Linked DNA regions of Homo sapiens: region 1 is linked to region 2. The links are chromatin contacts, found by Hi-C or POLR2A ChIA-PET in ENCODE. All regions are on one chromosome and are shown on one strand. The core of a region is the stretch at or near the end of the contact, and the rest is flanking DNA. Distances in the headings are between cores, read along the strand shown.

Region 1 (4,990 bases), core at 1,855-4,354, 73 kb before region 2:
GAGCCGGGCCTATGTGTATCTATCTGGGAGGCCAATTTCTGAGCCACAGCAGAGAGGCATCGGCTGACCACAGTGTAGGGATAGAGCATTCCTGCAGCTACAGGGTTCTTGGGGGTAGCTACAGGTGATTGGCACTGCCTATCAAGTGTGATCACAAACACACACACCCATACTCACATACAGACGTATACATATGCATACACACGTCACTGTTTCCTTGGCTCTACATCTTCTTTCTGTGTTAGCCCCTTTGCACACATCACTCCTTTCCCTACTTCCTTCCTTCCTGTTATATCCACAGGAAACTGTCCCCCAGAGGAGAAGCCCTCTCTTAGGGCTCTTTCTCAGTAAGTTTGTCTGGGCCTCATTAAGTCTTTTTTAAGCAGGGCAGTACGTGGGGGGACTTTTAAGGATCTGGTTCCAGGCTTTGGTCTTGGGAAAGGAGCTTCAATTCCCTGCTGGTCTCTTGCCTCCTGCCAGGTCTGTCCTCCCCTCCCTTCTCTACCATTGGAGTGAAGCTTCCACAAGCCAAGTAGGCTGTAGTTATTTATCACAAGTGCTTACCCCAAATTCCTCAGGCTGTCCTACAATCTTTAAGCACAGTCATACTTTTAAGATATCAATGCTTATATACAATGCTATATTCCTTCCCTGCCTCCCTTCTCTCCTTCCTTCCTCTCACTTTCTTTTATTTATTTTTGAGACAGGGTCTTGCTCTGTCACCCAGGCTGGAGTGCAGTGGCATGATTGTGGCTCACAGCAGCAGCCTCAAACAGGCCTCCTGCTGCAGCTTCCTAAGTAGCTGGGAGTACAGGTGCACATTACCACGCTTGGCTAATTTCTTTATTTTGTAGAGATGGAGTCTCGTGAAGTTGCCCAAGTGGTCTCAAACTCCTAGCCTCAAGTGATCATTCCTCCTCGGCATCCCATATATATATGTATAAAAGACCCTGGGTTCTTTTTTTAAAACCTGTGTCTCTCCTGTTTTGACACCTACCACTCTAACTTAAAACAATTCCTTTTTTTTGTTGTTGGTTTTTTTTTTTTTTTTTTTTGAGACGGAGTCTCACCCTATCACCCAGGCTGGAGTGCAGTGGTGCAATCTCTGCTTGCTGCAATCTCCGCCTCCCGGGTTCAAGTGATTCTCCTGCCTCAGCCTCCTGAGTAGCTGGGATTATAGGTGTCTGCCACCACGCCCGGCTAATTTTTTTATATTTTTAGTAGAGATGGGGTTTCACCATGTTGGCCAGGCTGAGTCTCAAACTCCTGACCTCGTGATCTACCTGCCTCGGCCTCCTAAAGTGCTGGGATTACAGGCATGAGCCACCATACCTGGCCCCCTCTTTTTTTTCTTGATGGTATCTTATGTGGAGGATTTTACCCAAAAGTTCAGGGAGGCTAAACACTGGTGTAGTCCTACTTATTTATTGCTCAACATATCCCAGCTAGGAATGGAGGATAGAGACAAGGAGCAGGTATGAAGGCCAGTTGAGCTGTGTGATGTGGTGGATTTTTCAGATTACAATCATGCTTTACCTCTGTATTTGTCAGCTGTCTAGCAGAGTGGTTCAGTGCCCAGGCACTGGTGTCAAACAGGCCTGGGTTTGAATCGCAGCTCTTCCTCACTCATAAATGTGTGACCTAGGCCAATTAGACTAAATCCAAGTTTTCCCTTCTGTATAATAGGGGTGCTCTTTTTTCTTGCTCTGTCACCAAGGCTGGAGTGTGATGGTGCAATCACAGCTCACTGCAGCCTGGACCTCCAAGGCTCAAGCGATCCTGCCACCTCAGCTGTGATTACAGGTGTGAGCCACTGTGCCCAGCTGGGGGTGCTCTTAGCTACTCCAGGAGGCTAATGTAAAGATAACACTTGGAAAATATTCTGCCAGCCCTAGGTAAGAGTAAGCATTCACTAAATGAAAGTGATTATTTCTATAGAATAGGGAGTCACAGTTTACCACGTGTTTTCACATTGATTTAATCCTCACACCAGCCCAGTGAAGTAGGTATTATTATGATCCACATTTTACAGATGAGGAAATTGAGGCCTAGAGCAGTGACGTGAGGGGACCAAAGTCGACTTGGAGCTAACAGAGGCAGCAAAGATTAGAAACCATGTCTCCAGTCGCCCAGACCCAGAGCCCCACCTTGCAACCCTCTTCCCACACACCAGTTCTGTTTTTTTTCTGCCAGGCCTCAAAGTGTGGGACTTCAGGCTTTTCTATACTCGACTGTGAACACAGCCAGGGGTTAATCTCTTAAACTTCCCTCCAGTTTTGAAGTGGGGATCCTGCCCACACCTCCCCCAAGCCCTAAGCGGTGTCGGTAGCGGTCTCCTCCAGGGGGCGGGGCCTGTCATCTTTAGAAGCCACGCCAGCGATAAGCCACGCCCACAGACCAAAGCCTCGACCCCCACCCCCCATCCCCCGCCCTCCCCGATAGGAAACCAACTTCTTCCTCAGCTCCCCAACTAGCAACTGTGCCCGCAAGGTCTCTCGCGGCTCAGCATCTACCTTTTTTTTTTTTTTTTTTTTTTGACACAGGGTTTCGCTCTGTCACCCAGGCTGGAGTGCAGTGGCGCGATCGCGGCTTACTGCAGCCTCGAGCTTCTGGGCTGTCATCTAGGCCTCCCAAAGTGTTGGGATTACAGGCGTGAGCCTCCACGCCCAGACGGTGTCTACCTCTTAAACTCAAGCCTTGGAGTCCAACGCTCTACCATACGCAGCCCAGCCCTCCGCCATATGCAGCCCAGCCCGATGCCCAGTGCTTCGCACCAGGATACGTGGTTCTGTCTCTTTTTCATGCGCTCCCACGTCCGGGAGTTACAGTCCCGGCCCTCGATGGGCATTCCGAGCGCCGAGCCCCCTGCGCGGGCTCACTGGGTTCCGCCCCCGACGCGAAGCCCCGCCCCCTGACGCCCCGCCCAGCACCACGCCTCCCGGGCTTTCGCCTTACTTAGTGGCCCGCCCCGCCGCCCTTCTGACCCACCCCGCTAGGTAGTCCCACACGGCGGCCCTCGGCTCCCGGGCCCCGCCCCGGCCTCCTGCATTTGCCCGAGGCCCCCTCCCCAGCACTGGCCACACCCCAGGGTAGCCCCGCCCCCAGAGCTCCTCCCCCAGCGGCCGGGGTAGGGTGGCGGCTGGCCCAGCCGGGCCCCCGCTGCCCTCTGCCCTGGGCGCTTGGTCGGAGCGGGCTGGGCAAAGCGGGACAGGGCGAGCGCGGCGGCCCGGGGGCTCGGAGGCGAAGATGGCGTCCGGCAGGCGCGCCCCGCGCACCGGGCTGCTGGAGCTGCGCGCCGGGGCGGGCTCGGGGGCCGGCGGCGAGCGATGGCAGCGGGTGCTGCTGAGTCTGGCGGAGGACGTGCTGACCGTGAGCCCCGCCGACGGCGACCCTGGTCCCGAGCCCGGCGCTCCGCGGGAGCAGGAGCCCGCGCAGCTCAACGGCGCCGCGGAGCCGGGCGCCGGGCCCCCGCAGCTGCCAGAGGCGCTACTGCTCCAGCGGCGCCGCGTGACGGTGCGCAAGGCCGACGCCGGTGGGCTGGGCATCAGCATCAAAGGTGGGCGCGGGACACCGAGGGCGCGGGGTCGTGGTGTCTGGGGGCAGCCGAGGGCGCAGGGGGCTGGCAGCGCGCCCAGGACATGGAGCTGGAGGCTTCCTGTCTGGGGGTAAGGGGGGTCTGAGGAAACAGGTAACGGAGGGCACTGGGCACACCAAGGTTGGAGGGGGTTTCAGTAGTTGGTGGCCTTAGGGGGCACGGAAGACACAGGTGTGGATAAGATTGTGGGAGCACCAAGGACACGTGGGTGGGAGTTCTGTGTGGAGGCGGGGGGGTCTGAGGGGTAACCAGCATGAACATCAAGGACAAGAGGGGTCCCCCGGAAAGCAGAGTGTGGAGAAAGGGGGTTGAGGCCGGGACACCAGTGGGACAGGGAGGAGGGAGTCCCTGAGAAGCAACCAAGGTGGGTGCAGAGGGGAAGCCTGGAGTCTGGGAAGCACAGGGGTGGATAGGAGGCCTGGGTGCAGGCACAGGCTGGGGTCACAGGCAGAAGGCCAGCAAGGACCTAGGAATCTAAGGACCCAGGAAGGCTGCAGGGAGCCCTGACAGCTGGATTTGGGTCTCCTGATCTGACTATCTCCACCTTGCACAGGATAGAGCTTTCAGCCCCCAGGACTGACCGCTAGTGGGGTGCAGTTAGGGTGCAACCAGACTGTGTTTGAATCCAGGATCAGCTGTGTGAGGTTGCAAAAGTCCCGTCCCGCCTCTGAATCTGTTTCCTCAACTGTATAAGAGGATGACAGAGTTGTGATGTTTCTGAGAGCAGGGCTCACCACACCAGCACACTGTAGGTGCCTAGTTAATTACTGCTGTTAGCGGAGAGGAAAAATGGAGGCCAGCAGATACTCCCAAAGCAACTAAACATAGTTGTTAAAATCCTTGCACACCCCCAGCTGCTGGGTTCACTATTCCTGCCCATCTGTTTCTCAGGGTCCCAGCCCCCAGCAGGTGCTTTGGGAAAGGGTATCAGCCTTTGTCTCCACCTTGAATACATACCGTACCCTCTGGGGTCTCCCTGGTACTGGTTCTGTTGACTAGTGCCTCCAGACCGTTTGGCTTGGCTGAGGCGGTGGGGATGGTGGTGAATGCCACCACTGTGTGCCAGGTGCTGTGCCCAGGACACTAGTCTCATGATCCACTTCATCCTGGCAACAAGTGGTGAAAGGTAGGGAGTATAATTCCCATATTGCAGGTGAAGAAACTGAGACTCAGAAAGTTAAAATGATTTTCCCACGATTACATAGTGAGTGTCAGTGCTGGGATTTGAACCTTAATTATCAGCTACTGTCCCTCAGAGAGTGCTCAGGGAAGTTGATTCTTTCCTGTAGAAGGGCAGATCCCCAGGCAGCCAACCAAGAGGGGCTAAAAAGGAGAAATGAGAAAATGAGGGTATGGGCACCAGTCTTACCCCCAATCTCCAGCATGGGATAGGGC
Region 2 (4,500 bases), core at 621-3,120:
TAAATTAGTTCTGATTTGAGAACAATTGATATCTTTTTTTTTTTTTTTTAGAAATAAGAACTTACTATTCTTATTTATTCATCTTCATTTTCTATATTTTATACCACATTTGACTTTCTTTTTGAGGCCGATTTTACAGATACATTTTAAAATCACTTTTGAGTTAGAATACTTTAAGCATAATATGGAGAGAATAACACTTAGATTATGCCTTTGGGGAACTTCCAGGTTAGGTGGGAAAAGAAAGCAGTTACAGTGTTGTTTATTTTCAGATATGCTTCAGAGAAGTCTTGATGAAATGAGGAAATGTAGGTATAAAGATGATTGTACAGATCAGCAGTAAAATGTGTACTTTTTCTAACTAGCTTTATGGCAACTTATTACTGTAAATTTTAGAGATAATTCCTTTCGTATTATCTTATTCCATATTCCCCTTCACTGTCCCCTTCCTCCTAATAAAATACTCTGTAGTCATTTAGTTTAGATTTGGTTGAGGGTGTATACATTTTTCCTCAAATTTCTAATTATTACAACTTTTTTTTTGAGACAGAATCTTGCTCTATTGCCCAGGATAGAGTGCAGTGGCGCAATCTCGGCTCACTGCAGCTTCTGCCTGCCAGGTTCAAGCGATTCTTGTGCCTCAGCCTCCCAAGTAGCCAGGACTACAGGCCACCATGCCCAGCTAATTTTTGTATTTTTTGGTAGAGATAGGGTTTCACCATGTTGTCCAGGCTGGTCCCGAACTCCTGACCTCAAGTGATCTGCCCGCCTCAGCCTGCCAAAGTGGTGGGATTACAGGCATGAGCCACTGCACCTGGCCTAATTATTTTAACTTTTATGGACAAATACTTTCGTTTTGATAGGGCAGGGTAATGCAGAGGCTAGGTATGTGGCTATGGGTCAAGCTCCACTGTTACAGGCTGTGTGATAGCAGATAAGAGACTTCATTTCTGTGGGATGCAGCTTTCTCATCTGTAAAATGGAGTTAATAGTACTCACCTCACTGGGTCACTGGAATAATTTTTTTGGTGGGGGATAGGTTATCATTCTGTCGCCCAGGCTGGAATGCAGTGGCATGAACACAGTTCACTGCAGCCTTGACCTCCCTGGGCTCAGGTGATCCTCCCACCTCAGCCTCCTGAGTAGCTGGGACTACACTTGAATACCACCCTGCCTGGTCAATTTTTGTATTTTTTGTAGAGATGGGATTTTGCCTATTGGCCAGGCTGGTCTCGAACTCCTGACCTCAAGTGATCCGCCCACCTTGGCCTCTCAAAGTGCTGGGATTACAGGGGTGAGCTACCGCATGCAACGGCTGCTACTGTCTTAGATGACCATTGTATCAAACCAAATTCAGAAATATATTTTTGTATGAAGCACCACAAGGTTTTCACTGGTAAGAGGACTGATATGAAAATGTGGACTCCCTACTGTGTCCCTAAATGCAGCATTGGAAGTGGAAATACCTTTTCTAGTGCTTAGGGGAAATGTAGGCCAAGAAGCTGATCTCTGTCATGGAATGCTGTGGGTGAACAGGCCTATCCCGCCTTACTCTGTACTATTTTGTTTTACTTATGAATAGTCCTAGGGAGGACCTTACAGTTGCTATCCCTCCCTTGTAATCCACATATGCTGAAGGCCTCCCTTGAAGGTAAACAGCAGGCAGTCACCTGTCATCCTTTGCTGTGTATCACAGGTGTGAGCCTCAGCAGCGATTTCATTGCTGGCTTTTGTGGTGAGACGGAGGAAGATCACGTCCAGACAGTCTCTTTGCTCCGGGAAGTTCAGTACAACATGGGCTTCCTCTTTGCCTACAGCATGAGACAGGTGAGCCCTGGGGTTGGGGAGGACTGACATCATTCCTGACCAGTTTGGGGGTGGTGACTGTAGAGAACAGGGCAGAAAAGAGAGTGGCGGCAAGGCAGTCCTTGAGAAACCACAGGCTCTTACGATTCACTTCCGTTCATTTTTCTAGTACACTCTGTCTACTCTGAAACGGTTCAGCAATTTGATGATACATGATTACTGTGCCAGTATTCCTCATTAAAATATTTTAAAATTATGTTTAGATTGTTTGCAATTTGAATATGGAAGGAGAAAACCTTTTCTTTACGAGAAACCTAAAATTGTTTCTTAACATGCAGAACTCCTTTTTGGTCTGCAGATGTGATTTATTTTACCGGGGCCCCTGGTCATCTTCCCAGCCATCCTCAGTGATTCCTAACTTCTGTTTTCCTAGGCAAGTGAACTCACTTGGAGGCTTCCCAGGAAACAAAGCAGATTCCCAGGCAAAGCAGAAGGAGATTAGGAAAGAAGGAGAGATTAGTGCACTTTTCCTGAAGAGAAGGATAGTCCTGGTTGGCTGTCATTTTCTTGATTGTAGGCATGGATTTGCACGGTTCACTCCTCATTCCCTCAGTCACCTTTGTGGCAATGTGCTTGTGTTTGGGCAGGAGGTTGAAGGCCCCCTGTGGCCAGGGGGCTCAGAAAAGCTGGCTGACAAACGACTGAACCCATGACTTTATTGTCATTGTTACTGAGCTGCCATCAACCAAACTAATTTTTTTGTTTTTTTAAGAGGCAGTATCTTTCTATGCTGTCCAGGTTGGTCTCAAACTCCTGGCTCAGGCAGTCCTTTCACCACGCTCTCTCAAAGTGCTGAGATGACAGGCGTGAGTCATGACACCTCAACTAATTCATTTTAAAGCCACTGCGTAGTGTTCTGTGGGCAGCGTAACTGTGCCAATGTATGTATCATATTCATGTATCTTTTAGTGTTTTGGAGAGATGAAGCTTCAGAGGAGCTGTTAGTTTCTGTTTTGCTTCTTTTTTTTTTTGAGGCGGAGTCTCAGTCTCGCTCTGTTGCCCAGGCTGGAGTGCAGTTGCGCAATCTCGACTCACTGCAAGCTCTGCCTCCCGGGTTCATGCCATTCTCCTGCCTCAGCCTCCCGAGTAGCTGGGACTACAGGCACCCGCCACCATGCCCGGCTAATTTTTTGTATTTTTAGTAGAGACGGGGTTTCACCGCATTAGCCAGGATGGTCTCAATCTCCTGACCTCGTGATCTGCCCGCCTCGGCCTCCCAAAGTGCTGGGATTACAGGTGTGAGCCACTGTGCCTGGCCCCTTCTATTTTGCTTCTTTTCCATGGACATCACAAATATGCCAGAGAAATTCTTTTTTTTTTTGAGACAGAGTCTCGCTCTGTCACCAGGCTGGAGGGCAGTGGCATGATCTTGGCTCACAGCAACCTCCACCTTCCAGGTTCAAGCAATCCTCCTGCCTCAGCCTCCCGAGTAGCTGGGATTACTGGTGCGTGCCACCACACCTGGCTAATTTTTGTATTTTTTAGTAGAGACAGGGTTTTACCATGTTGGCCAGGATGGTCTTGATCTCTCGACCTTGTGATCCACCCACCTCAGCCTCCCAAGAGAAATTCTTTTTTTTTATTTTTTGAGACGGAGTCTCGCTCTTGTTGCCCAGGCTGAAGTGCAATGGCACGATCTCAGCTCACCACAACCTCCACCTTCCGGGTTCAAGTTTTTCTCCTGCCTCAGCCTCCCGAGTAGCTGGGATTATAGGCATGTGCCACCACGCCTGGCTAATTTTGTATTTTTAGTAGAGATGGGGTTTCTCCATGTTGGTCAGGTGGGTCTCAAACTCCTGACCTCAGGTGATCCACCACCTTGGCCTCCCAAAGTGCTGGGATTACAGGCATGAGCCACTGTGCCCGGCCTGAGAAATTCTTTTTAATACTAGGATTGGTAGAGGTGGGAGGACCACTTAAGCCCAGGAGTTTGAGACCAACCTGGGTAACATAGGGAGACCCTTCTCTACCAAAAAAAAAAAAAAAAAAAAAAAAAAAAATTAGCCGAGAGTGGTGGCACATGCCTGTGATCCCAGCTATTTGGGAGGCTGAAGTCGGAGGATCACTTGAGCCTGGGAGGTTGAAACTGTGGTGATCCAAGATTGTGCCACTGCACTCCGGTTTGGCAACAGAATGAGACCCTGTCTCAAAAAAGAAAAAAAAATCCTAGGGATGGGAAATGGGTTTTCAGCTTGTGGCAGAAGCATCTTATGGTCAGTGAATATGAATGTTCACTTTGGGACCTAATTCCTAAGGGTTAAGGTTATAGGAACTTAATCAAGAACCTAGTGGATGAGAGCAAGCACTCAAATTGTGCCTCTGCTGCTTAATAACTACGTGACATTGGGCAAATGTCTTGGTTTCCAACATTGGTACCAACCTCATAGGGTTGTTCTGGGGATTAAGTAAGATAATATGTTTAAAGCAGTTATAATTGTGTTTCATGCATAGTAAATGCACAACAGAGGTAAGTTATTGTTGTTAGTAGTAAGACAGAATGGAGTAAACTCTGCAATATTTTTAGGATTCTCCGTTTTCCTCCGTGGATACTTCTCTTCAAGGTAGATTGGTTTGAATGTCCAAACTTTGGTATATAGATATTCCTTTTATTCCATATTTTTGTCTAGCTCAGTG

What was found. A loop is a pair of places that touch in the nucleus more often than their neighbours do. ChIA-PET counts read pairs that join two places held with the same protein, here RNA polymerase II (POLR2A). Pooled maps may share reads with other maps.
Region 1: a map of CD4-positive, alpha-beta T cell shows a loop between it and region 2 (10-fold over the local background). The contact joins the promoter of SNTA1 here to the enhancer-like site in region 2. A Hi-C loop is called at or near these places in 3 of 168 maps with a recorded cell type or tissue (CD4-positive, alpha-beta T cell, CD4-positive, alpha-beta memory T cell and HepG2), 1 of 37 single-sample maps with no recorded cell type and 6 of 50 pooled maps. POLR2A ChIA-PET finds 5 or more read pairs at or near these places in 8 of 52 experiments (AG04450, Caco-2, HepG2 and 4 more).

What each region holds. Positions count from the first base shown.
Region 1 is chr20:33,441,877-33,446,866 of GRCh38, reverse strand. It overlaps SNTA1 (syntrophin alpha 1), which reads left to right and starts at 3,104. Exons shown (of 8, transcript NM_003098.3): 1 at 3,104-3,556. The coding sequence starts at 3,247. RefSeq lists enhancers at 2,099-2,158, 2,130-2,630, 2,609-2,678 and silencers at 2,909-3,388, 3,499-3,558.
Region 2 is chr20:33,367,826-33,372,325 of GRCh38, reverse strand. CDK5RAP1 (CDK5RAP1 mitochondrial tRNA methylthiotransferase) reads left to right here. Exons shown (of 14, transcript NM_016408.4): 11 at 1,697-1,827. Among named protein-coding and RNA genes, the nearest start is that of CDK5RAP1, 31 kb to the left of the region's middle. Within about 2 kb of position 1,870, at least 7 of the 41 ENCODE cell types and tissues checked have a DNase peak (open chromatin) inside an H3K27ac peak, as active enhancers do; they include CD4-positive, alpha-beta T cell, where a contact is called at or near this core.